Regions from separate parts of the Homo sapiens genome. Here region 1 is linked to region 2. The links are chromatin loops, found by intact Hi-C in ENCODE. Cell type or tissue: mammary epithelial cell. All regions are shown on one strand. Links, peaks and the distances in the headings refer to the core of each region. The heading gives the core; the rest is flanking DNA.

Region 1 (14,999 bases), core at 2,362-10,361, 490 kb before region 2:
CCTGCCCGTTCCTAGCTGGGGCTGGCTGCTGTGAGTCCTAGAGGCCAGTGCAGCCGGGCGGTGAAGGGCAGGGCTTGGGGTTGGGGGCATGAGGCGCTGGGATACTGTGGGAGGTATGGGGGAGGGTCCGCGCCTCAAGGCTAGCAGGGCTCAGAGCTTTGGTGAGGTGGCAGGTTGGGGCCAGGGAGTCCCAGGGGGCTGATAGGGTCCTGGGGTTTGGGGCTGCAAGGCAGCTAGGGCTACCAGGTCTCAGGGTGACTGACACGCATGAATTCAGGCACCTGTGAAAAGGAAACCCAGTCAGCATCCCTGAGACCCAAAATAAATGGGTTTAGGCATTGTGTGTGGTGGGGCGGCCCTGGAAGCTGTGACACCTGAGGTCTTGGGGCGGGGCCAAAAGAAATTCAATGGGTGGGACTTGTGGGGTGGGGCGGGGCCTCTGTCGGTGGGGTGGAGCCTGAGGAGCTGGGGTGGGGCCTGGAGGCAGTAGGCTCCAGGATTTGGGGGTGAGGCTCCAGGGCCGTGGTGTGGGGTGGGGAGCTGGACGGGGCTGGGGTATTGAGGCAAGAGCCTGGAGAGGGCAGCGACCTACCTCAGAAGAGGCCACAGTCTTTGAGGTTCTCCTTGATGATGATGTCGGTGACAGCGTCGAAGACAAATTTGACGTTCTGCGTGTCGGTGGCGCACGTCATGTGGGAATAGATCTCCTTCACGTCGCGCCGCATGTTGAGCTCGAGGAACTGCACCTTGATGTAGTTGCCGGCGTCCTCGTAGGTGTTGGGTCCTGCGGGGGCGGGAGCTCTCACTCTGCTCAGCCCTTCCTTCCCCGTGCGGGGGGTGCGCGCCGCGATCGTGGGGCGGGGGCGCCGCCTGGCGGCCTTGCGGACTTCTCACCATCGTAGTCCGGGAAACAGATGCTGAGGTGCGCCTTCTTGATCTTCTCGAAGAAGACGTCCTTCTTGTTAAGGAAGAGCACGATGGACGTCGTGGCGAAGTAGCGGTGGTTGCAGATGCTGTTGAACAGGTGCAGGCTCTCGTGCATGCGGTTCTGAGGAGGGCAGCAGCTGTTGGGCACCCGGGGTAGCGTCCGACCCGCAGCACCTGCTCTCTGGGCTCCCGGGCACGCGGGGCTTCCCGCTCAGCTGGCTCTCAGAGGGCTCCCCGCACTGCCCCAGATGGGCCTGCTGAACGCCTCCGGGCCTCCTCAGGCCGCCCGGGACAGGCATCCCCTCCCGTGCCCTCCCCCAGCCCAGCGCGCGGTCTCCGCCTCCAGGGACCAGCAGCTCCTCCTCGCCCCCCTGGAACACAGGCCCTGCCTGGCACGCACCACTTCGTCGTCCTCCACTAGCACCATGTCGTAGGCGCTCAGCGCCGCGATGAAGATGATGCAGGTCACGCCCTCGAAGCAGTGGATCCACTTCTTGCGCTCCGAGCGCTGCCCGCCCACATCGAACATCCTGCGGGGCCGCGGGGGCCTGAACCTGCGCCCCGGGCCCCACAGGCAACATCCCTTCGCCCTGTGCTGGTCGGGGAGCTCTCGGCCGGGACTACCACCCTTTCTGCTGGCGGGGTATCAGGGAAGGGGCAGGGTCTATCGCAGGGATGGGGTCCCCGGGGCAGGACGGGGCCTGGGGCAGTGACCTCCTGGGCTAGCGTATGGGTCGTACCGGAAGTTGAGATCCTTGAAGGAGAACTGCGTCTCGATGATGCCAGTGGTCTTGACTCGCGAGCGCAGCACGTCCTGCTCGGTGGGCACGTAGCCCGGGGTTACCAGGCGCTCCAGGTCGGAGAGGTAGCTGCGCGAGACCCGGCCGTAGGTGGGTGGGGAGGCGTGGAGGGCCCCCTGCGCCCCGCGCCCCGCGCCCCGCGCTGCCCGCGCGCTCACTAGCCCGCCGAGTCGTTGAGCTGGTACTCCGAGGCGCGCTCAAAACAGGCCTGGATACCGGAGTCCTTCCACAGCCGCTGGATGATGTCCGACATCTCCTTGGGCATCGTGCCCTCCTCGATAGTGTCTGCCATGTGCATCAGCTTCCGGGCGTCGTCCTGGGGGCAGGGTGAGAGTGGCTGGTGGCGGCCAGGGACTCGGGCCCAGCCGCGAGCCTCGAGTCCCCAGAGGCCCGCTCAGCCCGCCTCCTGGCACACCTGGCGTGCAGAGTCTCCGTACTGGATGTTGAGTGTGGTCATGGCGCGTACGATGGCCAGGATGGACTGCAACGTGTTGCCGTAGATGATGGCGATAAACTCGAGGCACTCTTCCAGCGAGTACCCGTCCTGGTGGATAATCCTGAGGCCGAGGAGAGCAGAATCAGCGCCTCGTGGGGAAGTGGGGAAGGACCCAGACCCAGGGGCCTCGGGACAGGCAGGGGCACTCACTTCATCTGCTTGACGATGGTGCTCTTCCCGGACTCACCGGCACCTGAAAGAGACGCGGCGCCTCAGAGCTGCGCTGACCAGCCTGCCCCCTCCAGCAAGGAGGCCAGGAGGACGGGGACCTCCCGAGTTGGCAGGGTGGACCCGCAGCGAAGAGGCCTGAGCGCCAGCCCCGACCCCGTAGCCACACCTACCCCCCCATCCAAATTAAGTCCTGACATCCTGAAGTCACAAGGTTTGCAAATGCCAGGAAAGTGAAGAAAGGAAGCCAACGAGGGGACTCAACGACCTCAACTGTTCTGGGACAGGGGAGTCCCCAAGACCCCGGCACAGGCAGCCTTTATTATGCTGTGAGACTGCAATGAAGAAATCCCGGAGCGTCATCGCCACCTCGTGGGAGCCTCTGGTACCGCAAGCACTGGGTTATTTGAGGCGGGTAAACCCCTTGCATTTCACCTGAAGGGGTGCAGGTGTCTCCAGGAGGCTCAGAGGGAATTAGCTCTTTTGGGTAGGAGGGAGGGCAGAGTTGACATCCTTTCTGAGCTTGCCCCTGCGAGGGCGTTGGGCACAGTTAATGAGATTTCCGGCTTAGCCTCTCTGCCTTGGGGGAAAGTGGGACTGGCTTGGTCCCTCACCCACCTCCAGCTGGTTGACCAGACCCTGGGGAGCTTGGGTGGAGCCCCTCTTGAAGCTGCTTTTTCCCCTTGAGAGGTCAGGCAGTGACCTTGAGGCAGGCCTGGATCAGCCCCATCTCTCCTCAGTGCCCATGGTCCAGTGGACGCGGCTTTATCTACTCCCACTGGGCCTCAGTACCCGCCAGCCCCTCTGGCTGCTTTGTAGGTCTATCAGCCACAGCCCTCTGGCACCTGAGGGCCATTCGTTGTGGATCTGGGTGGTCCTAGAGGCTCCCCACTCCCAGGAGGACTATGGCCATCCCCTTCCCAAAGTAGCAGCCCAATAACGGGCTCCCAGTGAGGCTCCTGGCTTCTGAGCATTGCCTAGCAGGCGTATCAAACCAAAGGCTGCATGAAGCTTGCGGGAACCCAGCCACGGAAAAGTCGGCATCACACACCCGTGCAAGAGTGTGGTTGGCACGCACTTCTGGGGAGGGTGGGTCACCTGAGGCAGAGCCGTCTGGAGAGGGGCTTTGTGGGATGTCCAGCCCTGGGGGACTAGGACACCACCTGTCAGGCCTGGCCTTGCTTGGCCAGGGCTCCCACCCTGTGCCCTACTCTGTCACAGGCTCATACTGCTTCCCAGGGAATCCTTGCTTCACAGAAGGGCTGCCTGCCTGCCTCCAGACCAATGACCTGGTGGCAGTGGCCCCACCTGGGCCCACACCCCTACCCAGAAGCAGCAGCTTCACGGTTCGAGCATCCTTCTCAGCGTCCTCTTTCAGCTTCTTTTCCAGCTCCCTGGAGTGCTTCTCCTCAGCACTGGCCCCAGCCCCCATGGTCCCAGCAGCAGGCGAAGGGACAGAGTGAGCAGGTGGTTCTTCTGGATGGAGGGGATCCCCAGAACCTGGCCTCCCAGGCACCCTTCTGGCCCCAGGAGGACCTGCAATCAACTGGCTCTCTACGGACCTGTGCAATCCCTGGTGGGGCTGCTTAGTGGGATTTGGGGGCTAGGGGTGTCCAAGAGCCAATCAGAGACAAGGACAGGTGAATCCAGCTCAGCCCCCCCAACCCTTCTAATCGGGCTGGCATAGCCCCAATCCCTCAACCGCTGACTCTGCACTCCGGCTGTCCTTCTGTCCCCGCAACCCTCCAGGAGAGGCCCTGGCACTGCCTGGGAGTGGGGAGACATGTTCAGTAGGGTCAGGGCTGAGAAAGGGGAAGGCAGAACCTTGAGCCCTGGGGGTGAGGACAATGGAGGTGGGGCTGGCAGTGAGAGGGCATAATTGGGAGAAACATGCCTGCTGCCTGCCCGGCACCAGGCTCAGCACCACTCCTTATCTTGTTGTAAGCTCACACTGGCCCTGGAGTATGGATGCCCATATCATCAGCCTCATTTTACTGATGAGGAAGTAAAGGCTGAAAGGGTCACACAGTAGGAAGTGGTTAAGAAGGGCTGGTGACTCTGGACTGGGATTTTATGACCTGCAGGGAATCCAGAGAGAGGGAAACAGTGGGCATTGCATTCATCCCATATCACAGGCTGGAGCTGCCCCAAGGAGGTCCTCTGCTTCCAGCGGACTGTGGTGGGCATGCATATCTGCTCTGTGTGCCTCGGTGTATGTGTCTTTTTTTTTTTTTTTTCTGAGATGGAGTCTCGCTCTGTTGCTCAGGCTGGAGTGCAGTGGCGCAATCTCAGCTCACTGCAAGCTCCACCTCCCAGGTTCACGCCATTCTCCTGCCTCAGCCTCCTGAGTAGCTGGGACAACAGGTGCCCGCCACTACGTCGGGCTACTTTTTTTGTATTTTAGTAAAGACAGGGTTTCACCGTGTTAGCCAGGATGGTCTCAGTCTCCTGACCTCGTGATCTGCCCGCCTCGGCCTCCCAAAGTGCTGGGATTACAGGCATGAGCCACCGTGCCTGGCCTTTTTTTTTTTTTTTTTTTTTTTTTTTTGAGACAGAGTTTCACTCTGTTGCCAGGCTTGAGTGCTGTGACACGATCTTGGCTCACTGCAACCTTCAACTCCCTGGTTTAAGCTTCTCCCACCTCAGCCTCCCAAGTAGCTGGGATTACGGGCATGTGCCACCATACCCAGCTAATTTTTTGTGTATTTTTAGTAGAGACGGGGTTTCACCATGTTGGTCAGGATGGTCTCGATCTCCTGACCTTGTGATCCACCCACCTCGGCCTCCCAAAGTGCTGGGATTCAGGTGTGAGCCACCTCGCCCGGCCATGGGTGTGTCTTTTGCTGGCACCAAGCGAGCAATAACTTGACACATTTGTGCATGAATACCTGTGTGTACATGTGTGCCTGCATGTTTATGCCTTTGTGAGTGCATGTGCTCTTATAGGAATCACGTGCCTGTGCGCATGCTTATGTATGTGTGCACATGTATACACATGTGTATGCATGTGTGAATATGCTTTGTGTATTCTCTTCATGCACACATAGGCTTGTGTGTTTTGCAGTTTGTGTAGGTTTGCATGTGTGCACTTGCTTATACGCAGGGGTGTAAACATGCCTGTTTGTACCTGAGCATATGTGTGCCTGTGCATGTCCATCTCTGCCTGTGTATGACTGTGTGTGTGCATGCATGCTTGCAGGCGCCTGTGCCTATATGTACACTTGAATTTGGGTGCAACAAAGTCTCTAATCTGCAGAAGTGGCCAGGCTCTTCCAGAGAATGTTTTGCAGGCCTGTTGCCAGGTGGAGAAATTGCATCCCAGAGCAGGTGTAGTGTTCCCTGGGGTATGGAGGAATGGGGCTCACCTATCCTGCTCCTGCTCTGTCTGCTGTGGGTGCTCTGAGGCCTGCCTAAGATTATCTCCAGGGCCTGCCTGCCTCAGCTTAGGGGGTCTGGTGCTCTGTTCAGGTGCAGGGCTCACTGCCGGGCAGAAATTGTTCAGGTTGAGCTCCCAGGTTCTAGAGACTTCCCACCCTCAACTTCCATAGGAAAACCCAAATCTTGGGCTCTCAAAGGCTCCTCCAGGCACCCTGAGCCTCCTGGCTGGACTCTTCCCTGGAACCTGGCTGCCTTTCAGCACTCAACTCTGCCACAGACTCAAGAGACCACAAGGGGGTGCCGGGGCACCAGACACTGAGCACTAACGGCTGTCTCTAAATAGTATGCGTGGGAAGTGAATGCTGGCTCCTACCACAGGCTGGCAGCTTCTACACCCACCCTGTTGGATGATGGGGATCTGTCCAGGAGTGAGGCCGTTGCATTTCTGCCACTTTCAGCCTTCAGGCTCCACCCACCCTCCCTGACCCTGAGGAGTGAGTGGGCCCTGAGGGGTCTCTACAGCCCTTCGCACTACCCAAGTGTTTGGGGTGGTGCAGCAGCCCAGGTTTGTCAAACTAAATGTGGTTTCTACATGTTGGGTTTCTTTAAATGGAGCCAATCTACTCCCTTCCCAGCCCCCCACCTGGCTCCCCAGGCCCACCACGTGTGGCTCTAAATCCCCTGACCAAGGAGAGAAGCCAAAGTCTAGTCCCAGAGCCAGTGTTTATTAGCAAGATGGAACCCAAAGGCGGCTGTGGCCTGGGCAGCAGAAGGCCACCAGGAGCCCCCACCCATCTACCCAACTGCCCCCCAGAGCTAATTACATCCACACCCATCCCCTGAAGTGGTGGACATAAGGGAGCCCTGGGGAGCCTCTACCGGCCCCAGGCCTCTACCACGGACCCCCTCCCCTCAGAGCTGGGGCCTCCCGTCAGCTCTGCCTGGGCCTGGCCCCTCTGCTATGCTCCCAGCCTCTGAGTCAAAGTGGCACAGGGAAAGCTAAGGAGGTAGAGTGGGGTGGCCCTGCCCTGGCCAGGCGGGGAGGGGAGAAGGGGCTGAAGAGGCTGTCCCACCCAGGCAGGATGCCTCTTCTCCTATCCCCAATAAATAGAGAATAAATACCCAGGAAGGGGCTGGTCGTGGCTGAGTGCCCCCAACCCAGGCAGGGGCTGGCATCCTGTGATGGCCCCTTCTTCCCTTCTCTGTGTGCTCTTGAGGCCACCCCAGTCTCCAAAGTGGTCCTCGCATCCATGTCTATGCCACAGCACAGGCTGACAACACACATCAGAAAAGGTGGACAGTCCGTGCCCCATCCGAGTAGGGCTTGCTCCCTCCCTTTGTCCTGTAGATCTTGGCGGAGGCTGTCCAGCAGGTAGACTTCCAGCTGAGTCTGGGGACTGTGTGGTCCTGGCCTGGCCCCACCAACTGGCTGGGCCTGGTTAGGCAGGCTCTGTTTTCTGCCGTCTCTGACCAGCATGGGTCTAAGTTTTGGAGGATGCTGCCACTGAGGCAGGCTATATTCAACCCACCAATAAATACTGTCTTTGCAGGGGCAGGGTGTGTATAGAATATAGATATTTTATATATATATATATATATATATATCTTTTATATTAAAAGGGACAAGGGCTAGGCTGGCCCATGGCAGGCACAGGCAGCTGGCCTCATGTGTCCGGAGGGTGGTGCCGGCGGTTCCGGGGCTTTTTCTGGTCCTGGGGCTCAGGAGACCGGGGTGCCCCTGGAGCCTCCCTGGGGCTGGGGGGCACATGGCGCCAGTAACCCTGGCAGTACTGGTGGATGAGGCCCACTTCTGGCTGGGCCAGCAGCTGGGCTAACTCCTGGTAAGGAGGCGTTGGGGGGCCTGCGCCTGGGGGTGGCGGGGCGCTCATGGACAGTGGTGGGAAGAGGGCAGCATGGACGGCGTCCCGGCCCAGTACATGCAGCTGCACTCGTGTGACGACGTGCTTAAAGTTGTTCTCAGTGGCTGTGCAGGAGTAGAGGCCACGATCGCTGAGCTGCAGTGCACGGAGCAACAAGCCCTGCTCTGTGCGCAGGAAGCGGTCCTCTGCACGAATCTGCAGGGGCAAGGAGAGGGGGTTCAGAGGCTCTGTGACCACCCTATGGCCCTAGCCAGCAACCAGATCAGACCACCTTTGTGGCCATTCCGTGTAGAGGCACCCATGTGGGATTTCCATATGCCAGAAAAACCACATGAAGTTTCTACATAATGAGAGATATTTGAATAAGGCATCTGTACAGATTTCCATTTCAGGAGTGATGACCATAAGGAGGTTCTGTACAATGAGGAAAATTTGAAGCACACACAGAATTCCTTTTTTTTTTTTTTTTTTTTTTTTGAGACAAGGTCTGGCTCTGTCGCCTAGGCTAGAATGCAGTTGAATGATCTCGGTTTACTGCAACCTCTGCCTCCCAGGCTCAAGCCATCCTCCCACCTTAGCCTCCCAAGTAGCTGGGACCACATGCATGACTATGCCCAGCTAATTTTTGTATTTTTGGTAGAGAGAGGGTTTCACCATGTTGCCCAGGCTGGTCTCGAACCCCTGACCTCAAGCAATTTGCCTGTCTTGGCTTCCCAAAGTGTTGGGGTTACAGGTGTGAGCCACCACGTCCAGCCAGAATTTCCATTTAACGAGAATATCCAATTGGGATAACCACATAGAATTTCCACATAAACAGGGACACCTGTAGGGCATTTTCATAAAATGAGGGCCCCATAGAATTTCCACATACTGGAGCTCACTCACATGATGTTTTTGTAGAAGGTACACCCCCAATGTGGTATGCATATGGAATTTTCATGTGAACAGGCATACCCAGAAACACTTTCCATAGAATGAGGCCAATCCCAGGGAGTTTCCATGTAACTGTTTTCACTCAAAGGATTTGCATGTAGGGAAGGGAGCTTGGAAGGGGTTTCACAGCATGAGAGTTGCTCCAGATCACTCCTCTACTACATTTCACCACTGTGCAAGGACTCACATCCACGGTGCAGCACCGGGCGCAGGAACTCACCTCTCGGCGCCGGTCACCAGGATCTCGCTGGAACAGCCACTTAACAGTGGCTTGGGGCGAGCGGGGCTGGCACTCAAGGAAGGCTGCGCTGCCGGCCACGCCATACTGCACAGACTCCACGGCATTCTTGTTGGCTTTAGAGTGAGAGGGGTTGAGCAAAAGCAGCATCACCTCCGGGCAGCCTGCTGACTGCTTCGGGGCAGGCACCGAGGGGCACCCACTCACCAATGTAGTGCTCTGTGTTGATGGGGCAACTAGGGACATCCCATCTCCATTAGCCCCCACCCTCCATTAGCCATCAGAGCACCCTTACAGTGGGGGCCCTGTGAGCAGCTTCGTGGGCTGCGTGGACTTCTGCAGTGTGAGCAGCACCCCACAGTGAGGCCCAGCATACTCACCATTGGAGTTGAACCCACGGCACTGCCTGATGGGGTTTCCGTGCCGGACGTCCTGCCGGCGGCTCCGCCTGGATGAGGATAGCCCCTGAAGGAGTGCTCCCAGGAAGCTTGCCCCCCCAGGTCCCTGTATCTCCCTGACTCCAGGGCAGGGCCCTTTTTCCCCAGGGCAGTGATGTCTTACCCATAAGACTCCCCTAGGGTAATATCACATGCACCCCGGGTAATATCACATGCACCCCCAATCCCCTAGGATAGGGCCCTGGGACTGGTTGCTAAAATTCTAGGTGTCTAGGGGTCCACACCTCTTGGAGGATGCTGTATAGCGGGAGCAGGCCTGGCCATCCCAGGCACAGTAAGGGTCCCGGGCAAGGCAGCAGTCAGCACAGGCAGCCCCATACGCCTGGCAGCGGTGCAGGCTCAGGTGTGTGACACCCACGGCTGACGCCACGTAGAGTTGTTGCTGGGGCAAAGGGTAGGGCCTTGTCAGTTCCTGTCCCATAGCCAGCCCCACCAACAGCCAGCTAGGCTGGGCTCCTCTCCCCTGTTCCATGCCTCAGTTTACCCATCCCTGTGCCAAGGGCATGACCCTGAGGGGATGCAGGCCCTGTCCCCAACCTTGGCTCACCTCGCCAAAGGCTTACCCTCTTAGAAGAGATGGTCATGGTCTTGACGGGTGCTGGATCCTAGAAAAAGATAAAGATCAGCTTGGGATGCCAGGGACCCCCTCCCTGCCCTGACCTAGAGGTCTCAGGTCAGAGGCTGGGACTGGGGGGAGGGTAAAGGTGGGGAGGTCAGGACTGGGTGGTGTCACACCCACCTTGAAGACCTCCACCTCCTCCAGCATGAGCTCCTCCAACTCCTGGTCATCCTTGGGCAGCACAATGACCTTCTGCACTGTCCCGCGGTCTGGAACGGGCCGGGCAGGGCCTCAGTGGGGCTGGGGATGCTGGGGAAGGGGTACCAGCCTCAGCCCCTTCCCCCACCAGGGCCCAAACCCCCCTAGGGCATTGGAGCTGGAGCTTTGTGCCAAGGTGGAAGAGTTTCCCCAGGTCAAAGGGGACTGGCCCAGGACATAGGGGGTCATGGCCATGGTCTGCCCCCACCAACCCAGACCCTGATTTTGGGCCCTGCTGAGAACAGGACACTGGGGCATGCATTCTCCTGTGTTTGGGCTGCTGGAACTGTAGGGGGTGCACTGTGGCATGTGTGTGCACACACGAGCATGTGTATGGCCTCTGTATCCTGGAGGTGCCTACCATCTGTCTCCACCCCTTTCCTGCCATACATACATAAGTCCCCAGATGCCCAGTGTCCCTGTTCTCCTGGGCCCCTGGGGATGGAAGTGGGAATGGGGTTTTCTCACCCCTAGCCTCTGTTATCCCATCAATAGGGAGAAGGCACCAAAGGATGAGGATGAAGAAGTGACTCTGATGAGCTTGCAGCAAGCCCTAGCAGGGCAAGCCCCAGCCCCAAGGATCTGCACCCCGCACCCGGTGGGCCCAGCGTGGGAGAGGCCGGGAGCAGCAGTGGGTACCTGTGCCCAGGAAAAGCACCTCATAGCGCCCGTCGGCTGCATCCACCTGGTCCACGGCAATAGTGGTAAGGCGGTAGGGAGCACCTGTGCGGACTACCAGGGGCCGCCGCTGCAGAGGGTACACGGCCTGGTACATGAGTGGGTGGCTGCGCATGAAGTTGATCACCTCATCAGGATAATCCTTGGTGGACTTCATAGATGGCGTGAAGGTTCCACCAGGGCACTGTGGACAGGTGGCGAGTGTCAGTCCCAGGCTGCCTGGGCAGGGCAGGCTGGAGCCATTAGCTTCAGAAGAGGCCGCTGCACTGTCTGTCCCCACTACCTCAACCTGCTCCTCTCCCCAAACCCGCTCTCCAAGTTTCTGCCCTGCACCTGACCTCTACAGGTCCTGCTCTGGCCAAGGTCCCAGGTGGCCAAATGCCACAGCCACCTCCCTGGCCTCAGGTGCCATGACCTCGTGGCAGCATTTGGCCAAGCGGACCACTCCCTTCCATGTCCCCCTCCCCACCCCTGTCATCTCCTTCCTCTCTGGTTGTTCCTAGGGTCTCACCCGTCTCCCTCCTGCACAGCTGGACTGCAGGCCCCGACGTCCTTGTCACACACCAGGCTCACTCTCCTCCTTCCTGAAGCTGTCCCCTGAACCTGGGCTCAGCCTGCCCCCCGTCATGGCCAGCTTACCTCTGGCCCATCCTTCTGACTCCAGGTTACCTCTGGAGGGAAGCTTCCCCTGTCCCCCACTGAGACCAGCTTCTCCAGCCCAGTCCTGACTACATGGAGTCAGAACTGCATTGGACCAGATCCGCTGCTCTCCTGCTTAGGCTCCCACATCAGCCGGTGTCACATCAAGATAAAGTGACATGCCTCTGTGACCTCTGAGACCCTGCCTGAGGCCTGGCCCTGCCCCTCCCCAGCTCTTTGCCTCCTGTTCCTCAGCTGAGCCAACCTCCAGCCTGCCTCCAGCACCTGCAGGGAAGACGCTTCCCCCCAACCTTCAGCTCCCAAACAGCCCCACAGAGGACCCTCTGAGGAGCAGCCGACCACGCCCAACCCACCATCTTTGTCCCAGAATCCCATCTGGGCTCCTCCACAGCTTGACACTGTGTGTGAAGGCCCGTCTGTGTGTGCATTACAGCTCACCGCCTCCGCTGGCTGGGAGGGCCATGATGGTGGGGCCCATGTTGCAAAGAGCCTGACCCAGAGGCCTCTTAGAAGAAGAGAAAGGGGAGAGGCAGGATGAGTGGGGTCCTTACCGTGCCCGGCCGTGGGTAGGGCATCTTCCCTGAGAAGGGCATCCACTGGTAGTTGGGCCCCTCTTTGTGGGCAAAGGGCCCGTTGAAGACCATGCGAATATCAGCCATGGAGTAGACACACACGGCAGAGCCTCGGAACACGGAGCTGTGGGCATGGCAGGCGCTGCTGAGCAGGACAGACCCTCCACCTAGGGCCCCTCCCCAAACTGCCCCCTCCCCACAGCTCGCCACCGGGCTGGGGTTCTCCACGAGTTACAATCCCCCAACGGGGCCACTCCCTGCCACTGCTGGCCCTGACCCCAGCCTCACCCAGAGGAGGTAAAGACAGCGTAAATGACAGGGTTCCTCACGTCCTGGGTCTGCTGGACAAACACGTCCTCTGGGGACAGAGGGAGAAGGTGTTGGAGGGTGCCATGGGCGGGAGCCCCTGGGCCCCACCCACTCCTGCACAGGGGAGGGGGCCCACCAAAGGCACCCTGATCGCCCATCCCGCCTCTATCCCTCTTGCTGTAGCCAGAGCACCCTGCCTGCCTGCTGGGCACTCACGGAGCTCATCAAAGTGAGTCTCAATGCCATCCTCGCCCGGGACAGAGCAGACGAGCCGCGCCTTCAGGAATGTGCTCCACTTGTTGACCAGGCAACAGTGACCACCGTCATCGTTCTGGGGGGTGGGGCAAGAGGCCGGGTCAGATCAGCTCTTGACCCCAAGCCCTGGCTGGAGCAGGGCTGATGAAGCCAGAACTGGTGGAAGGGGCAGCCTGGTGGCTCTGCCAATGCATACCAGGCAAATGCGCCCGATGCGGGCGTACACCGCGGGGCTCTGCGGCGCCTCTGCCGACCGCTCACGGAAGAAGAAGTAAAGCTTATCATCATTGCGCTCCGCACTGTCAGGAATGAGCTCAGCATGGATGAACGACGGGTCTGCAGGTGGCAGGGGTCAGCTGGGTGAGCCCCTACTCTGATGGTGCCCCTGATGTTCTCCAACAGAATCCCCAGCCAGGTGCAAGAACACCCCCAACTCCTCTCCAGATAAGAAACTACCCCTGCCCCAGGTAGTCATAGGCTAAACATGTCCCCACTTCCCCCACATGTGCTTCTTTACGACCTCCTTGCCGCATCCCAGACACATGGCCACGGAAGGGCTCCTGGGGCTGCGCTTACCGTTCAGCCACCGGGAGTTGTACTGATCCGTGCGCATGGCTGTCTGCTTTCCAAGTGTGCGGAAGATGGCTGCATCAGTGCCCATAAAATCGATGTACACACCAGCATAGAGCTCCTCATCTGTGGGTAGGCCAGTGGGTCAGTTGGGGGGCTGCTGTTTGCTAGGGCCAGGGCACAGCTCAGATGACTTCCAGGGCAGGGCCTTATCTCCCCGCTCAGGCTCCCTGGGGCATGATCCTATCTCCAGTGGAGTGCTGGTCAGTGTTTCACCACTGGCTCTGGGAGGGTTGGGATTAGTAACTATCAGCTCTGATTAGTAGCAATAGCCCATTTCTGTGGTGTGAATACTCCTGCCACAACTAATTTCAAGCTACCAACCTGAGGTCACTGAAAGCAAAATCAGGAAGAGCTGCCAACACCACTGTACAGTATTTCTACCCCACAGACACAACAAATGTAAATCACCTCAAGAGCATAGCTAATAGACCAGCTGCAGTGGCTCATGCCTATAATCCCAGCACTTTGGGAGGCCCAGGTGGGTGGATCATTTGAGGGCAGGAGCTGGAAGCCAGCCTGGCCAAGATGGTGAAACCCTACCTATACTAAAATACAGAAATTTTCTGGGCATGGTGGCAGGTGCCTGTAATCCCAGCTACACGGGAGGCTGAGGCAGGAGAATTGCTTGAACCAGGGAGGCGGAGGTTGCAGTGAGCGAGATCATGCCACTGCACTCCAGCCTGGGCAACAGAGCAAGGCTCCATCTTAAAAAAAAAAAAAGAGGCCGGGCATGGTGGCTTATGCCTCCTGTAATCCCAGCACTTTGGGAGGCCAAGGCTGGCAGATCATGAGGTCAAGAGATCGAGACCATCCTGGCCAATGTGGTGAAACCCTGTTTCTACTAAAAATACAAAAAAATTAGCTGAGCGTGGTGGTGCACGCATGTAGTCCCAGCTACTCAGGAGGCTGAGGCAGGAAGATCCCTTAAACCTGGGAGGCGGAAGTTGTAGTGAGCCGAGATCGCACCACTGCACTCCAGCCTGGTGACACAGTGAGACAACCGTCTCAAAAAGCAGGAACAAAAATAAAAAAAAAAAACACAAAAAAACAAAAAAAGAGCATAGCTAACAATAAAGTGTAGTGAAAGAATTAGGAAGCATATGCACACCTCAGTTTACTGGGCTTTGTGCACTGCAAATACTGCATTTTTTACAGAAGGAAGGTTTGTGGCAACCCTGTGTCAAGCAAGTCTGTTAGCACCATTTTTTCAACAGCATATGCTTACTTTGTGTCTCTGTGTCTGTGTCACAGTTTGGTAATTCTTCTTTTTTTTTTTTTTTGAGATGGAGTCTTGCTCTGTCACCCAGGCTAGAGTGCAGTGGCACCATCTCAGCTCACTACAACCTCCACCTCCCAGGCTCAAGCAACTCTCTTGCCTCAGCCTCCCAAGTAGCTGGGACTACAGGTGCCCACCACTACATCTGGCTAATTTTTGTATTTTTAGTAGAGACGGGGTTTCACCATGTTGGCCAGGCTGGTCTCGAACTCCTGACCTCAGGTGATCCACCTGCCTCGGCCTCCCAAAGGGCTGGGATTACAGGCATGAGCCACCGCGCCTTGCCTACATTTTGGTGATTCTTGCAATATTTCAAACTGTCTGTTATGGTGATCTGTGATCAGTGATCTTTGATGTTACTATTGCAATTATTTCGGGGCACCGTGAACCTCACCCATATAAAACAGTGAACTTAATCGATAAATGCTGTGTGTGTTCTGACTGCTCCACTTACTGGCCATTCTCCCATCTCTCTCCCTCTTCTTGGGCCTCTCCATTCTCTGGGACACAGCAATATTAAA
Region 2 (14,999 bases), core at 2,703-10,702:
TCAGGAGTTTGAGACCAGCCTGACCAACAAGGTGAAACCCCATCTCTACTAAAAATACAAAAATTAGCCGGGCGTGGTGGCGTATGCCTATAGTCCCAGCTACTCAGGAGGCCGAGGTGGAAGAATCGCTTGAACCTGGGAGGCAGAGGTTGCAGTGAGCCAAAATCTTGCCACTGCACTCCAGCCTGTGCCACAGAGCGAGACTCCCTCTCAAAACAAAACAAACAAACCAACAAACAAAAGATATGCAAATGGCCAATAAGTGCTTGTAAAGGTACTATTTGTCATAATGTCACTAATCATTAGCAAAATGCAGAACCACAATAAGGTACCATATCCTACCCATTAGGATTTACTATTAAAAAAGTAGAAATTGCCGGGTGTGGTGGCTCATGCCTATAATCCCCGCACTTTGGGAGGCCGAGGCAGGAGGATTCCTTGAACCCAGGAGTTTGACAACTGGGCAACATAGTGAGACCCTGCGTCTACCAAGAAAAAAAAAGGGCAGAAAATAAGAAGTGTCGGTAAGGATATGTATGGAGAAATTGGAACCCTCATGCACTACTGGTGAGAATGTAACAGGCACAGCCACTGTAGAAATGATATGGTAGTTTCCAAAAAATTAAACAACAGAATTGGCCGGGCGCGGTGGCTCATGCCTGCAATCCCAGCACTTTGGGAAGCCGAGGCAGGCGGATCACCTGAGGTCAGCAGTTCAAGACCAGCCTGACCAACACGGTGAAACCCCATCTGTACAAAAAATACAAAAATTGCAGGGCGCGATGGCTCACGCCTGTAACCCCAGCACTTTGGGAGGCCGAGGCGGGCGAATCACCTGAGGTCGGGAGTTCAAGACCAGCCTGATCAATATGAAGAAACCCCATCTCTACTAAAAAAAAATACAAAATTAGGCCAGGCGCGGTGGCTCACGCCTGTAATCCCAGCACTTTGGGAGGCCGAGGCGGGTGGATCACGAGGTCAGGAGATCGAGACCATCCTGGCTAACACGGTGAAACCCTGTCTCTACTAAAAATACAAAAAATTAGCCGGGCGTGGTGGCAGGCGCCTGTAGTCCCAGCTACTCGGGAGGCTGAGGCAGGAGAATGGTGTGAACCCGGGAGGCGGAGCTTGCAGTGAGCTGAGATAGCGCCATTGCACTCCGGCCTGGGTGAAAGAGTGAGACTCTGTCTCAAAAAAAAAAAAATACAAAATTAGCTGGGCGTGGTGGCACATGCCTGTAATCCCAGCTACTCAGGAGGCTGAGGCAGGAGAATTGCTTGAACCTGGGAGGCAGAGGCTGCCGTGAGCCGAGATCGCGCCATTGCACTCCAGCCTGGGCAAGAAGAGCAAAACTCCACCTCAAAAAAAGAAAAAAAAAATCACAAAAATTAGCCGAGCATGGTGGTGCGCACCTGTAGTCCCAGCTACTCGGGAGGCTGAGGCAGGAGAACACTTGAACCCAGGATGTGAGCCGAGATCGCACCATTGCACTCCAGCCTGGGTGACAGAGTGAGACTCCATCTCAAAAAAAATAAAAAATTAAAATTAAAAATAAAATAAAAAACAGAATTACCATATGATACAGTAATTCCACTTCTGGGTATATAACCAAAAGAATTGAAATTAGGGTCTCAAAGAGATCTTTGCAAACCCATGTTCATTACAGCATTATTCACAGTAGCCCAAAGTAGAAGCAACCCGAGTGTCCATCAGCAAAGGACTGGATATATGAAATGTGGTGTCCGTACAACAGAATATTATTCAGCCTGGAAAATGAAGAAATTCTGACACATGCTATAACACGAATGAACCTTGAGGACATTATGCTAAAGCCATACACAAAAGAACAAATAGTGTATGATTCTTCCTAGATGAGGTGCTTAGTATAGTCAAATTCAGAGACAGAAAGTAGGATGGTGGTTGCCAGGGGCAACCTGAGCTAGCCTCAGAACAGGGCCATGGTGGTCCCCTCATGACATGGAAGTAAGGCCCAGCTGGGGGTCTGTGAGCCGCTGGCCAGAGCACTCAGGGACCTGATGCCAGAACCACTGCTCCCCCAGCTGCCAGACCCAGGGATCTGCTGACAGGTGGGGATGGGTGGGAGCTGTCAGGGAAGCTGGGGAAGGGAGGACAGGAGGTTTTGTTCAACAGGCACGGAGTATCAGTTTTGCAAGATGAAATGAGTGTGGAGATTGGCTGCACGACAATGTGAATAGACTTAACACTTAAAAATGGCTATGATGGGTGACCGGGCACAGTGGCGCACGCCTGTAACCCCAGCACTTTGGGAGGCCGAGGTGGCAGGATCACATGAGGCCAGGAGTTTGAGACCAGCCACGCCAACAAAGTGAAACCCTGTCTCTACCAAAAAATACAAAAAGTAGCTGGGCGCGGTAGCACATCTATAATCCAGGAGAACTGCTTGAACCCGGGAGACAGAGGTTGCAGTGAGCCAAGATCATGCCATTGCAGTCCAGCCTGGGCAACAGAGTGAGACTCTGTCTCAAAAAAAACACAAAACAAAACAAAACAAAAAAAACACAGCTAGGATGGTACATTTTATGTCACACATATTTTAGCATAACTAAAAAAAGGCAGAGAGATGAGAGGGCAAGGGTCTTGAGAAGACAGTGTGGGAGAGGGCAGCCAAACTTCTGAGGGAGGTGGGCAGGCAGGAAATCTCAGGGCAGAAGGGAGAGGAAGTTCCCGTCATGGGGCAGTAAGCACGGTCATCCAGGGTAGCAGGAGAGTCACGAATGGGAAAAAGGTGGAGGTGGTTTGGGTTTTGCAAAAGAGCCATGAGAAGAAACAGCAAGCAGAGATGATAGAAATGGGGATACCAAAGGCCTCGATCACCCAGTCATGCAGGGGTATGCCCAAGAAGACAGCAGATACCCTGACCTGGGCACCTGAAGAGACCCTCAGGGCACTCACTGGTTAGGGAAGAGATGCCAAGAGGGGCAGGGAGAGGAAACAAGTCCAGAGAGTCTGAGGCCTGGGGGTGAAACTTCAGTCACAGCAGGAGTGCCCCATCCATCTGTCTGTCCATCCATGTATCTGACCAGGCTGAGTGCCTTCAGAAGGCAGAGGCTCATCTTTCTGACTTATTAATGTGTGTGTGTCCCTAGTTCCAGGACAGCACCTGGCACACACCAGGTTTTGAGTGCATGTTATTGAATGAATGAGCAAGTGAATGAGTGAGTGGGGAACAAGCCAGTGGCCTCGGGTGGTAATGAGTCAGACAGAGGCAGGCACAGATGGTGGAGTGTGCCTCCGGGAAAGACTGCAGAGCCCCTGATGCACTGGGAGAGAAGGACGGGGGCCAAGAAACTGGGAGGGGGTGGGAGCAGGGGAGGCAGACAGACAGAGTTTGTTCCTCGAAGGACAGGTCTATGAGGCGAACTGGAGGTCCAGAAACTGCGCTTCCTCAGTCCACAGAGCATGAGGGGTACAGGGGACATGGCATGGGGTGATGGAGTCTGAAGTGTGGGAAGGGACATGTGTGTGCCAGAGGCCTGAGAGGGTGGGGGCATCAAGGGCCCTGGCACAATCTTGCTAGACCCGTGGCCAGACAGTGAGGTCGGGAAGGGGCAGCTGCAATACCAGCACACCTGGGAGTAGACAGTGGCATGGACCCAGGCAAGACGGCGGCTCAGGTGGTCCAGCTTTTCTGAGAAAACCTTCTGGCTCTTGGTCAACTCTGCAAGGATGTCCTTCCTCTGCCACCCAAGGGGAAAGGAGGACAATCAAGACATGGCCCCATACCCAGGTCCACCCTGATCCTGCAGGCAGCCTAGGAAGGGCCCTCTAGTGCCTGGAGCAGGCAAGGGATTGGGCTCCATTTTTCAAAACCTTCTTCTGCCACTGACCCTCTGGTGACCCTGAGCCAGCCTCAGAACAAGGCCATGGTGGTCCCCTCATGACATGGAAGTGAGGCCCAGCTGGGGGTCTGTGAGCCGCTGGCCAGAGCACCCAGGGACCTGATGCCAGAACCGCTGCTCCCCCAGCTGCCAGACCCAGGGATCTGCTGACAGGTCGGGGTGGGTGGGGGCTGTCAGGGAAGCTCAGCCTGGACACACTGGGCCCCACCTTCCTGGGCTAGGGCAGCTACAGCAGAGGGCTCCGGAGGGTGCAGTGGAGCCAGGCCCTGCTTCCTGCTGACTCTGCAAGTGGCCGAGGAAGCACTCAGGGTCAATGAATAATTGATGAGGAGAGTGGGTGTGCTTCAGCACTTATTGGGCCCAGGGGGTGGGGGGCACCTAGGCACAGGCCACACTGGTGATGGGTGCCAGGCCTTGCTGCCAGCCCCACTCTCACTGGCGTGCTATGGCCAGGGCTAGAGTGGGGATGAGAACTGCCAGGGCAGCCCCCAGAACCAGACTTCATCTGTGGTTACCTGTACGAGTAAGCAAGCTGCCCCTCACCAAGACTATGTGGGCCTTACCCTCTTGGGGCACCGGCGGAGCTTGTCCTCTGTGTCCCTCAGAGCCATAGCGTATTCATTGACATCATCGGAGACACCCACCATCTACACAGCATGGGACCACATGTCCAGAGTGCCCCTTGGGCACTTCATCCAGGCTTCTTCAGACCCAGTCTGGACCCCAGCCCTGCCAAGGTCCCAACCTTAGGCCCAGGGCGGTCCCATTCCCACAACAGTCAGCAGGTCAGACTGAGGCAGCAGGAGCAGAAACCAGCCTCGCTGAGGCATGTGCTCCCATGCACGGTCTTGAACAGGCAGCCCTGCGGGCCCATGTGCACACAGGAATACACACACAACCAAACACGCACAACACCCGCCACCCAATGCGGGGTCCAAGAGTGCACGACCTTGCCCAGCTGCTGGTGTACGCTGAGGTTGTACATCATGACCGCCCCATCCAGGACTTCCAGCAGCGAGTTCTCGGTGAGGGGCTGCTCAGGCTCCTCGGGGGGCCGCCCCAGCAGCAAGCCCTCATTCCAGTGGCTGCCTTCAACTGGGGAGTTGGGGAGGGAAGGGTCAAGGGTAGGGCCATCCCGGCTCTCCTGAGCCTGCCTCACAGCAGGAGAGGAAATCATCTCTCCCATTCCTGTGCCCAAGGAGGGACCCGCGGGGAGCCCATGGGGGCATGGGGGTAGGGGTGGAGTGCAGGGCAAGGCCTGCGGTGCCAGGACCTATTTCTGCGGCATTGATCTCCTGCCCTCGGAGTGTGCTTCCTGCACTCCTGGGATGCTGCCAGGCCACAGGGCTGGGAGGGCATGGGGTGTATTTTGGCTTTGCCCGGATCGGGGACTGTACACTGTGGAAGGGTCCTTCGGGGACCTGCCTGACCCCACCAAGCACCTACTGTCCTCACGGGTCCTCTGCTCCACGCTCAGCGTGCGGACCTTCACTTTCTCCGAGGTGCTCAGAGGCCGCCGTGGGGTCATGAGGCTCACAGCCGCTGTGCTGAGGAAGCGGTTGGCTCGGCCCAAAGTTGGAGAACTGAGCCAGCCGGGCCGGGGCAGGGGCAGTGGCCCCCCAACAGCCAGGGCCTGCATGGGGCGCTGCAGTGAAGAAAGGCGGCCAGGACCAGGGCTGGCTCAGGGTTCCCTTGGCCCACGGGGCTGCAGAATTGTGAGGGAGGGTCCATGCCTCCACCCACAGCAAGGCACCAGCCCAGTGAGAAACCCTTTGCCTGCATGGAGCGGGAAGTGGCCCTGGATGAGACCCCTGCCCATAAGATACAGGATAAGCCCAACACAAATCCCACCGCCTGCCCCCACTGCGGCACCTGGGCCATAGCTGGGGCTGGCTCCTCATCCTCATCTAGGTCATCCATGGCGGTTGACTGGAGCTCCAGTGGGTCGATCACAATGTTGGCTTTGGAAGCAAGGTCATCTGGGAGGAAGAGCAGGAGGGTTCTCAGGCCAGTGGTGGCGCAAGGGGCCACAGTGGAAGTGCCCAGGACGGTGAGAGAGCCCAGCACACTGGGCAGGAGGCCTTGCAGAGCCCGGTTTAGCACCGTATCTGCCCCTCGCCCCTCCGCCTCCTCCACCCAGCCTTCACTCTGCATCTCAAGGGCCCCGTCTAGCTGCCACTCAGTAACAGGAGGCCTTCCCCATCACACCCTTCTTTTTCATTTATTTTCAAATTGACTTTCTTTATTCTACATAGATGTAAGCCCATCATGCCCTTCCTGCTGGTCCCTGGCTTTGTTTCCCAGGACTTCCTGCTCTCCAGGGCCTCCCCCACTCTCTGACTACTCCATAAACAAAAGGAGATGCCAGGGCTGCTTCATTCTGGGCACTCCCAGTGGGAGCCAAGCCTCATCCCAGGCTCATCCCCACCACCGTGCTGACAACTGACCCCGCCTTCGCTGCCCCCCGCCCAGGCCTTGCTCCCCGCTAAACGCGCTGTGTCCAAACAGAATTTCTCATCTCCACCACCTCCTGCAGCCCCTCTCCCTGATGGCACCCCATCCACACAACCTCTGGCAGGAAGCCTGGGGTCATCCTGACTCCTCTCCTCCACCTGTGCCCTCCCCTACCTACCTGGGCAGGCCCTTATCTCCTGTGTGGGGACACCTGGGCTCCCTGTCTCTCAGCCCCTGCACTCCGGCGTATACACTGCGGCAGCCAGAGAGAGGTTCTGACAGCACAGACCCACCCTTGTGCCCGGCTCAGGGCCTTGCTCTCGCTGTGCCCTCAGCCCTGCACCGGGGCAGCTTGTGCTCATCCCTGAAGGCAGCTCCGGCAGCACCTGCACGCCCCATCCACACCTCACCAAGATCCCTGGTCCCCTGCCAGGCACGCCCGACCCCTATGGCGTGGGTGCTGGCGGGAAAGAGAAGCTGCCCAGATGTAGGGCAGGCAGATCAGTGTCTCCCTGCCTGAGTGGGTGGAAAGACTTGGGCACCCTCTGGTGGCCATAGGATGGCTCAGCATCCACAGCAGAGCAGGCTCAGGGACAGTCCCCCACCTGGCCCCAGAACTGCTCCCGGCCCACAGGCCTGTACACACCTTTGAGGGTCTTCCGCAGGTGCGAGAGGAGGCCCCCCAGGCGCTGCAGGTCAAAGTAGTCCACCTTGCCATTATAGAAGACCTGGGGCGGGATGTAGGCCTCTGCGAGGAATTGAGGAGGCTAGGCCAGTGGTCACGGCCCAGTAGGAAGACCCTCCCCACAGCCCTCCCCTCCAATCTGGCCTAGCACAGCCTGGGAATTCTGGCTTTGGCCACTCACCCATCCAGGCAGACAGAGAAACTGTCTCCTGGACCAAGAAACAGACCTCCCCTACCTCTTCTCCACCCCTGCCATTTCAGGTCAGAGCCAGCAGCTGCATAACTTGGGGTGATGGGGGTACTCATGGCAGCCGTTCACTCAGGAGAAGCAGAGAGGCCCAGCCCCAGTCCTGTGGGATATCCCCCAATCCAGGGCAGGTAAGGCTCCCACTGACCCTTGGGGACTCAAACACAGGGCCCCCCAGCACCCACCCAAGGCAGCCCTATAAAGGACGCACAGAGAAATGGGGGGGCAAGGACGGAAGAAAAGAGCCCACAATGGTAGGAGCCCGTGGGACAATCAGAGCAAACACAGGATCGGCAGGCCTGCGGTGCAGGGCTCCTGCTGCCCCAGTGGAGAAGCCGCCTGTGGCTGGGTAGGACTCAACCAGGCAGGATGCCGGGGACAACTCCCCACAGCCCACAGCCTCAGCTCAGCACTCTGCACTAACATTAGGGGCTGCCCTACGCCTGGCTCTGTCCAGCCTCACTGACCTGGGACCCCGGTGCCACTCACCCTCACTGAAGGAAGCATGAGGATTGGAAGCCTTGTATTCATCCCAATAGTAGCGCAGGGCAGAGATCAGCCGGTGTAAGAAGCAGACCATGTACTCAGGGGGGCAGAGCATGGGCATGTTCTGTGGACACCAGGCATGAAACATGCATTGGTGCCAGTCCAGTGCCTTGCCCATTCCTCATCCAAGGCCCTGCCTGAGGGTCGAGGGTTAAGCAGGGAGGGAAAAGCAGCAGAGAAAAGCTTGGGGCTAGGCAGGGATGAGGCAGTCCGAGAAGTGCCAGGTGCTGAGGGCATGGCATGTGTAGTGCAGCCGGGGATCCACAGTGGGCTGGCCTGGAGGACACCTACCCCCCGGCCACTGGCGTTCTCCTGCAGAAACTTGCGAAACTTGGTCAGGAAGATATACCTAGAAGCTTCACCCTTTGAGAGAGGGAAAAGTGAGGCTGTGCTGAGCTGAGAATGCAGGCCCAGACTGGGCTGGCTCAGTGCTGCACCTTCCCCCAGCCCCTGCCATGGGAACCAAACCCAGTTCCCACCCTCTGGGTCTTAAGGCCCAGTGCAGCATCCCTCCCCACAGGGCCCCACCCAGGGCTCCTGGGAGTCACTCACCCCATTGTCATCTTTATTGTCCAGCAGCAGCTTCAGGATCTGGACCTGTAGTTCTTCCACCACTGGAGGTCAGGTGAGGAACATGGCCCTCAGGCTCCAGGAGATGGGGGGCAGGTTTGGGCCAGGGCTCCACCACCAGGGTTCCCCAAGTCCCACCTAGACATGGGCACCTCCAAGCACCCTCATGTGCACACACACACCTCCCACCCTACCCCGTGCCCAAGGCGGGCTGACCTTCGATGCGCTTCCTGAGCCGCTGACAGCCCCGTTCGTAGGCTCGCCGCCGCAGCCGCTCCTCTGCGGTCTCCTCCTTCATCTCCGTGCTCTCTTTGCCCTAGGCAGGGGTAGCAGGTGGAATACAGCAGGGTCACCTGGGACCTAGCCAGGCCTCCTTCACTCAGAACACCCACACTCCATCTCCAGGGCTTCAGGGACCAGGGCCAGTGAAAAGGCCTCATGCTAGATGCCCAGTGGCCAGATGCCCAGGCCAGGGGCCTTGCCATGACCTCTGCCCATCCCACTTGGGGTGCACTCACCTCCCTACTGGAGCAGTGGGGCCACCAGGTGGTGGGAATGAGCTCCTGCAGGCCGGCCTCCTCCACACGCAGGGGGCTCTTGATGTAAAAGAAGACGACGGAGCGGAGCACGTCGAAGCTGGCGGGTGTCAAGGCAGGGCTCTGCTTGCCAAAGGGCACTCTGCACACCCTCAAGAGTCCTTCCCCAGGAGCCCATCCCTGGATGTGCCTACCACAGCTCTCCCACCACCACAGGGGCATGTTGCTGCTATGTGTCTGACCCCCAGGGCATGCTCCCTGACAAAAAGCTGTGGTGGTTAAGCCCACCAGCTCCAGTACCCAGCAGGTGCACGATAAGGGCTTGTCACAGGAACAGATGACTGTGGGACAAGCTGGAGAGAGGGACTGGTGGCCTTTTCTCAGGCCCCAACTCTGACCTCTGTGTCTCCCAGCTTTGTGTCTGCCTCCTGGAGGCTGGAAGACCCCAGACCAAGAAAACGGCTACAAGCTGAGGCTTCCCAGCCAGGGGCTCAAAGCTATGCTCTCACTCACTCATGCAGTTCCCAACAATTCTGGGAAGCAGGAAGAGCTGCCTCCTTAAAGATCTTGCAGGAATCCCCACTGTGGAACATGAACAAAAGTGCTGGGCTGTGGCCGAAGAGGGCAGGCCCTGTGGCCCCTCCCACACCTCTGCGTAGCCCGAGTCTGCAGTCATTCAGAACCCCCTGGCTAGGCTGGCTGGCCAGGCTCAGTCCTTTGCTCTCTCGTCCTTGCTCTGTAGAGAAAATGCCACGTTGGGCAGCTCTGGTCCTCCTGATGCTCCCAGGGGACCCCTGGCCTGATGACACTCCCCTTCCTGGCCTCTGCTGAGTCCAGAGGGCACCCCATGTCTGGCCTGCCAGGCAGCAAGGAAAGGATACAGGACATTGCTAAGCAGAAACTTGCGGGACTTCTCATGCCTCAGGATGGCGATAGTGAGCCGCAGGTAATGGATCTGTGGAGAGGGGGCGTTCAGAGTGGACAGGCGAGTCCCAGGGGGCTCAGGGCAGGGGTAGGGGCTCCCACCTGTAGGCCCAGGTCTGGGACAATGGGTGAGAATCGGTACAGCCGAAGCAGAGACATCATCAACTGCTTGAGGCAATCTTGTACCTCGTAGTCCTGGGGGAAGAGATGCCAAGGCAGCCATGACTGGGGCCTTTTCCAAGATTCTCCCCGTATCTTCCCGACCCCAGTGAAGACTGACAGCCAGGCCTGAGGCCTGAGGTCAGGAGCCTCACCTCCATGAAGAGCCACAAGAGGTCCAGGACCTGGTGCACCACGGACTGTGCCTGTGTGGGTGTGCCCTTCTCCACGATGCCCAGCAAGAAGCTCATGAGCACAGCCTCCACCAGATACACCTTGCGCTGCACCAAGGCCAGGCACTGGTGAGGTGGTGGCCTTCCACTCTGGTCAAGGCACCCCTGCCCTGGCACATGGCCAAGGCACAAGCCTCAGGCACAGAGCCTTGAGCCACTCGAGCAACACCAAACATAGATGACCCCTTCCGGGGTCTGACTGAGGGACAAGAAGGCCATTGCCCCACGGCTCCTCTAAGGCTTGGCACACGCAGTTTCCTTGGCCTGGGATGTTATTATCCTTCAGTCTTCTTTCCAGGACATCCCCTGATGCCCTTGGTTGGCAATGTCCCTGTTTCCCTAGGGGACTGACTGAGGTCTGAGGGCCCTGGTCACATGGGGCCCTCGCCAGGTGATGCTGTGGGACCTCAGCACTGCAGCCCTCAGTGAGGGCACATCTACCACGGGCGTGTCTAGCATGGCCTGTCTCCTCCCCTCCCATGCCCCTCCCAATGCCGCTCACCAGAAGCGGTGCAAAGTGATGGAAGATGTGGGCCAGTGTGAGGAGGACGGTGGGCTGGCCCCGCAACCGCCACTTGGAGCTCTCCTTGTCCAACAGCCGCCCCTCCTGTGTGGAGGGGGAGGAGGGAGAAGTGTGAGGGGCAGGAGGCTGTGGAAGCCCCCCACCCCGCCTGGCCCAGACCCCAGCTCACCACAGGGTCCAGCTCCACACTCAGCACTGCCCGGAAGCAGCCCAGCAACCTCTGTGCCCGCACCAGGTCAGCACTCGGTGGGTCCTGCAGGGGCCGGTAGCCTGCCACTGGGTAGGTGCCAGAGTTAAGCCAGCAACGCCTTATCTGTGGCTCAGACATGCCTACTCCCTCTCCACTGCCCACCCCCCACCCCGGGGCCTGGGCTCTAGGGCAGGGCTGGTTTGCATCACAACTTGCCCACTTATTCTCCCTAGGGAGGATGCTTCACATTCCTCATCTGTTCAGTGGAGACAAGGGCACCCAACCAACCAGGCTGCTGCGAGGAAAGTTTTCTTCGACACTCTACATGGCCCCCCACTAACTCTGCAGCAGCCAGGGCCTGCCACCAGCCCATGGCACCCCTGGGGTAGGGAGCCCCTCATCCCAGCCTCCCCAAGAGCTTCTGAGCAGCCCACAGCCATCTTCACAAAATGATATCGCAGAGGACGGCTGCCAAAGTTGAAGGCCACGGACTCCTTGAAAGAGAGGCTGATGGCTGGGAAGTAGGCCATACCCAGGCCCCTGGACAGGTTCTCAAAGGCAGTGCCCAGTGATACACCGTTCCTGGGGAGAAGGGTGGGTCTGTGAGCCAGTGCTAAGCATGTGGCTGCCCACCCTCAGGCTATCAAACTCAGTCTGGCCCCTTACAGGGCCCAGGAAACTGGGGGCAGTCTGGGGAGGCCCCAGGGGCCAGGCCTGTGCATAGAGATAGGAAACTCACAGGCAGAAGGACAGAGTGCCATCATCCAGGTCAATCAGGCAGCTCACGATGTCCCCCGCTGCCCACGCCTGCCATGAGAGGAGGCCTCACCAGATGCACAGAAGCCCAGCAGCCTGCTGACTCTGAACCCCAGCTGCGTTTCCAGAACCACCCAAGGGAGACTAGCCACAAGGACAAAGGACCTGGGTCCCTGACCCTTCCCTGGTGCCCTGTAGTCCCTTATGGCTGCCCAGTGGCTCCAAATAAGCTGTAGTAACAGTCATGGGGCGGATGACCCACAGGGGCTTGGCTCTCACCTTGCCATAATTCGTTGTGGTCACATTCCACTTGCGCACGCGGTTGCCATCATAGGCATAGGAGTTGTGTGTATCTCCAACCCCCTCCTAGGGAGGAAATGCCTATGAGGTCCCTGGTGAGGCAGGCAGGGTCTGGGCCAGAGCCCACCAATCACCAGCCTTGGATGCATATGGCTCTACAGAAGGGAACAGATGATCTGAGGGAAAGAGTAAGAGGTATTCTCTGAGCTGGGGTGCCTGGGATTGGGTGGGACACGTTTCTTCTCCAGAGGGCAGTCCAGGTTAGTTAGGGTCCTAGGCAGTTCTGAGGGGATCTGGAGACCTGATGAGGCCTGTGGCAGGAGAAGCTCTCCCTGGGCCCAGGGAGGGGTCCCCTCCCCAACGTGTACCTCCTGGTTGAAGCGGCAGCTGATGGTGCACCAGCCGATCTGCATGAGCCCCTGGGAGGAGATGAGGACCTCGTAGAGCCATTTCCCTGGAAAGAGCTGAGTTAGGGCCACGAGGTGGACAAAGACTGCCTCTTGCCTCATGCCTGGGCCCTTAAACTTTCTCCTCACTACCTAGGCCACAGCAGGGTAAGGTCTCACCTTTGTACACGCATGTGGTAGAGCGGATGGTGCCAAAGTTGCTGTGTCCAATCACCTGGGTGAAGAAGAGGGGTGGTGGGCTAGCTCCCAGGCACACAGAGCATCTCCCCAAGGGAAAAAGACCCCATCCCCAACTGAGCCAGCCCTGGTGGTATTTGCCTGTGGCGGCCAACACTGCACTGTGCCTGAGGACGGTGGGAGCGGGTAGGCTTGTATCAGGAAGGATCCTGGGCCAAGGCAGGATGAGAGAGGGACTCAGGGCTGTGCTGGGAAGGGCTGGGGGCTGAGTCCACATCAAGACTGTTTCAGGGCTTTAGTGGGAGAGTTTGAGGACTGAGAACACAATGGTCTGGGGCCACGTCAGGACAAGTTTTGGCTGCAGCCCCATCAGATGAGTAGAGAGACTAGGGCCACATCAGGAGGAGCCTGGGGCTATGTCAGAAGGGGCTGGACCTGGGTCTCCACACCTCACCCTCACTCACCCCCAGCAGGTCATCATCCACCAGGAGAAGCCCCTCAAAGCCGCCTGTGTGGTCCAGGACCACAGTGGATGGGCCAAGCCGCCCTTCAACCTGTCCTGAAAAGAGGAGAGGTGGGGTCAGGCAGGGTGGAGCATTTGACAGGATGCATAGGGTGTCCTGAGCTCACCAGACGTCTCCAGGCCCGCTACGTCCCAGCTCTGCACCTCCCAACCCCACTCCAGAGGTGGCCACATACCCTGGCTTTCCTCCTCCTCATTGTCCACCTGTAGCAACTGGTCCAAATGTTCTGGCAGGTTCTGGAAGTTCAGGGGTTTCCTGGGGAGAGTGAGAGGCTGCCAGGGGTCCACAAGTCCTTGAAATCAGCCAGATGACACTAAATCCCATCCTTTCCCCTGAGCTCACAGGGGGGCTGCCTAGACTCCAGAAAAAGGGCTGTGCCTAGTCCTAGACTCTGGCATGCAGGAGGTCAGAAGGCCGAATTCTCCACTAAACTCAAAAGTATAACCAGTCCAGGCCGGGTGTGGTGGCCCATGCCTGTAATCCCAGCACTTTGGGAGGCCGAGGCGGGCAGATCACCTGAGGTCAGGAGTTCGAGACCAGCCTGGCCACATGGTGAAACCCCATCCCTACTAAAAATACAAAAATTAGCTGAGTGTGGTGGCGCATGCGTATAATCCCAGCTACTCGGGAGACAGAGGCAGGAGAATAGCTTGAACCTTGGTGGGGCAGAGGTTGTAGTAAGCCAAGATCGTGTCATTGTACTTCAGCCCGGGCAACAAGAGTAAGACTCTGTCTCAAAAAAAAAAAAAAAAAAAGTATGTGGCCAGGTGCGGTGGCTCATGCCTGTAATCCCAGCACTTTGGGAGGCTGAGGCGGGCAGATCACGAGGTCAGTAGTTCAAGACCAGCCTGGCCAACATGGTGAAATTGCGACTCTACTAAAAATGCTGGGCGCGGTGGCATGTGCCTGTAATACCAGCTACTTGGGAGGCGGAGGCAGGAGAATTGCTTGAACCTGGGAGGCGGAGGTTGCAGTGAGCCATGATCGTGCCACTGCACTCTAGTCTGGGTGACAGAGCAAGACTCTGTCTCAAAAAAAAAAAAAAAAAGTAGCCCTCTCTAAGTCTTAATTCCTTCATCTGTAAAAACAGAATAGTGACTTATGTTAGAGATGCTGTGAAGAGCCCAGGGAATAACAAGTGCTGTCTGCATAGCACATAACCTGTCCGCTCTCAAAGGTGGCTGTGCTGATGATGTCTGGAAGAAGAAGGCTGGGAGAAATGCTGGTTCCCAAAGTGGTCAGTACCAAGGCCACCTAGTCCAACCCTTGCCCCTAGGCCTGTGGTTCCTTTGGGGCAGATTCCAGTCTCGCCACCACCCAGCCAGGGGAGTCTGTGTTGAATGGGACATGTTCTGGAAGTATGAAAGGCTCAGCCCTCTGAGCTGCTGGATGGCTCTGTCCTGTACCCGCCAGTCCATAAATGGTCAGCGGAGCACATGACCCACCTACCCGAGCCAAAGGAGTTGGGAAAAATCTGTCTGGGTGGCCCCCTCATCCTCTCAACACACAGGCCTAGAGGGAAAAGGGTACTGTCTAATGCCAGTCAGTGCTGTCCTGAGCTCAGCTGCTAAGAATAGCAGGGAGTGAGGTGGTGGTAACCAGCAGGACTCAGGCAGAACAGAGGCCCATTACACACCTGGCTGCCCACAGGGTGCCACCACCTGCTCTTCCACCTTTAATGCCAGTTCTTACCCCACTCATCCACACAGACAGAAAGCTCTGGAAGGGGACAAAGGTTGGACAAGCACCCTGACAAAGTAGCCACTACCCAGGCTCAGGGATCACATATTCCCCAGTGTAAGCCACTCCCAGCCCTGAGCTGTAGGAGCAGAGATGCACAAAGGCCCCTCCCCACTGCTGCTCTGTCCCAGGCCAAGGCCAGGTGGT

What was found. A loop is a pair of places that touch in the nucleus more often than their neighbours do. Peaks named below come from ENCODE experiments on the same cell type or tissue, not always from the same donor. Only the 100,000 strongest peaks of a DNase experiment are listed, where the experiment ranks them.
Region 1: a loop joins it to region 2, with 6 times the contacts of the local background. A loop is called at or near these places in 4 of 110 quality-filtered maps.

What each region holds. Positions count from the first base shown.
Region 1 is chr3:50,180,550-50,195,548 of GRCh38, reverse strand. It overlaps SEMA3F (semaphorin 3F), which reads right to left. Exons shown (of 19, transcript NM_004186.5): 8 at 13,146-13,265; 9 at 12,766-12,905; 10 at 12,531-12,645; 11 at 12,294-12,363; 12 at 11,985-12,129; 13 at 10,735-10,957; 14 at 10,018-10,106; 15 at 9,842-9,883; 16 at 9,503-9,660; 17 at 9,201-9,268; 18 at 8,803-8,936; 19 at 6,474-7,844. The coding sequence ends at 7,434. It overlaps GNAT1 (G protein subunit alpha transducin 1), which reads right to left and starts at 3,939. Exons shown (of 9, transcript NM_144499.3): 1 at 3,718-3,939; 2 at 2,374-2,416; 3 at 2,143-2,284; 4 at 1,886-2,043; 5 at 1,668-1,796; 6 at 1,328-1,457; 7 at 895-1,048; 8 at 593-784; 9 at 1-281. The coding sequence starts at 3,823. The coding sequence ends at 594. RefSeq lists enhancers at 50-581, 634-1,149, 1,138-1,197, 1,150-1,666, 1,667-2,183 and a silencer at 768-827. In mammary epithelial cell, for the core only: CTCF peaks have their summits at 2,766 (motif pointing left) and 6,060 (motif pointing right); a DNase peak (open chromatin) is centred at 6,068.
Region 2 is chr3:49,695,511-49,710,509 of GRCh38, reverse strand. RNF123 (ring finger protein 123) reads right to left here. Exons shown (of 39, transcript NM_022064.5): 4 at 13,288-13,367; 5 at 13,053-13,147; 6 at 12,571-12,625; 7 at 12,373-12,458; 8 at 11,984-12,070; 9 at 11,688-11,755; 10 at 11,405-11,530; 11 at 10,928-11,042; 12 at 10,738-10,842; 13 at 10,158-10,283; 14 at 9,946-10,038; 15 at 9,801-9,874; 16 at 8,902-9,019; 17 at 8,600-8,699; 9 more. Among named protein-coding and RNA genes, the nearest start is that of RNF123, 13 kb to the right of the region's middle. RefSeq lists a silencer at 6,660-6,954. In mammary epithelial cell, for the core only: CTCF peaks have their summits at 6,883 (motif pointing left) and 8,932 (motif pointing right); no DNase peak of the experiment used is centred there.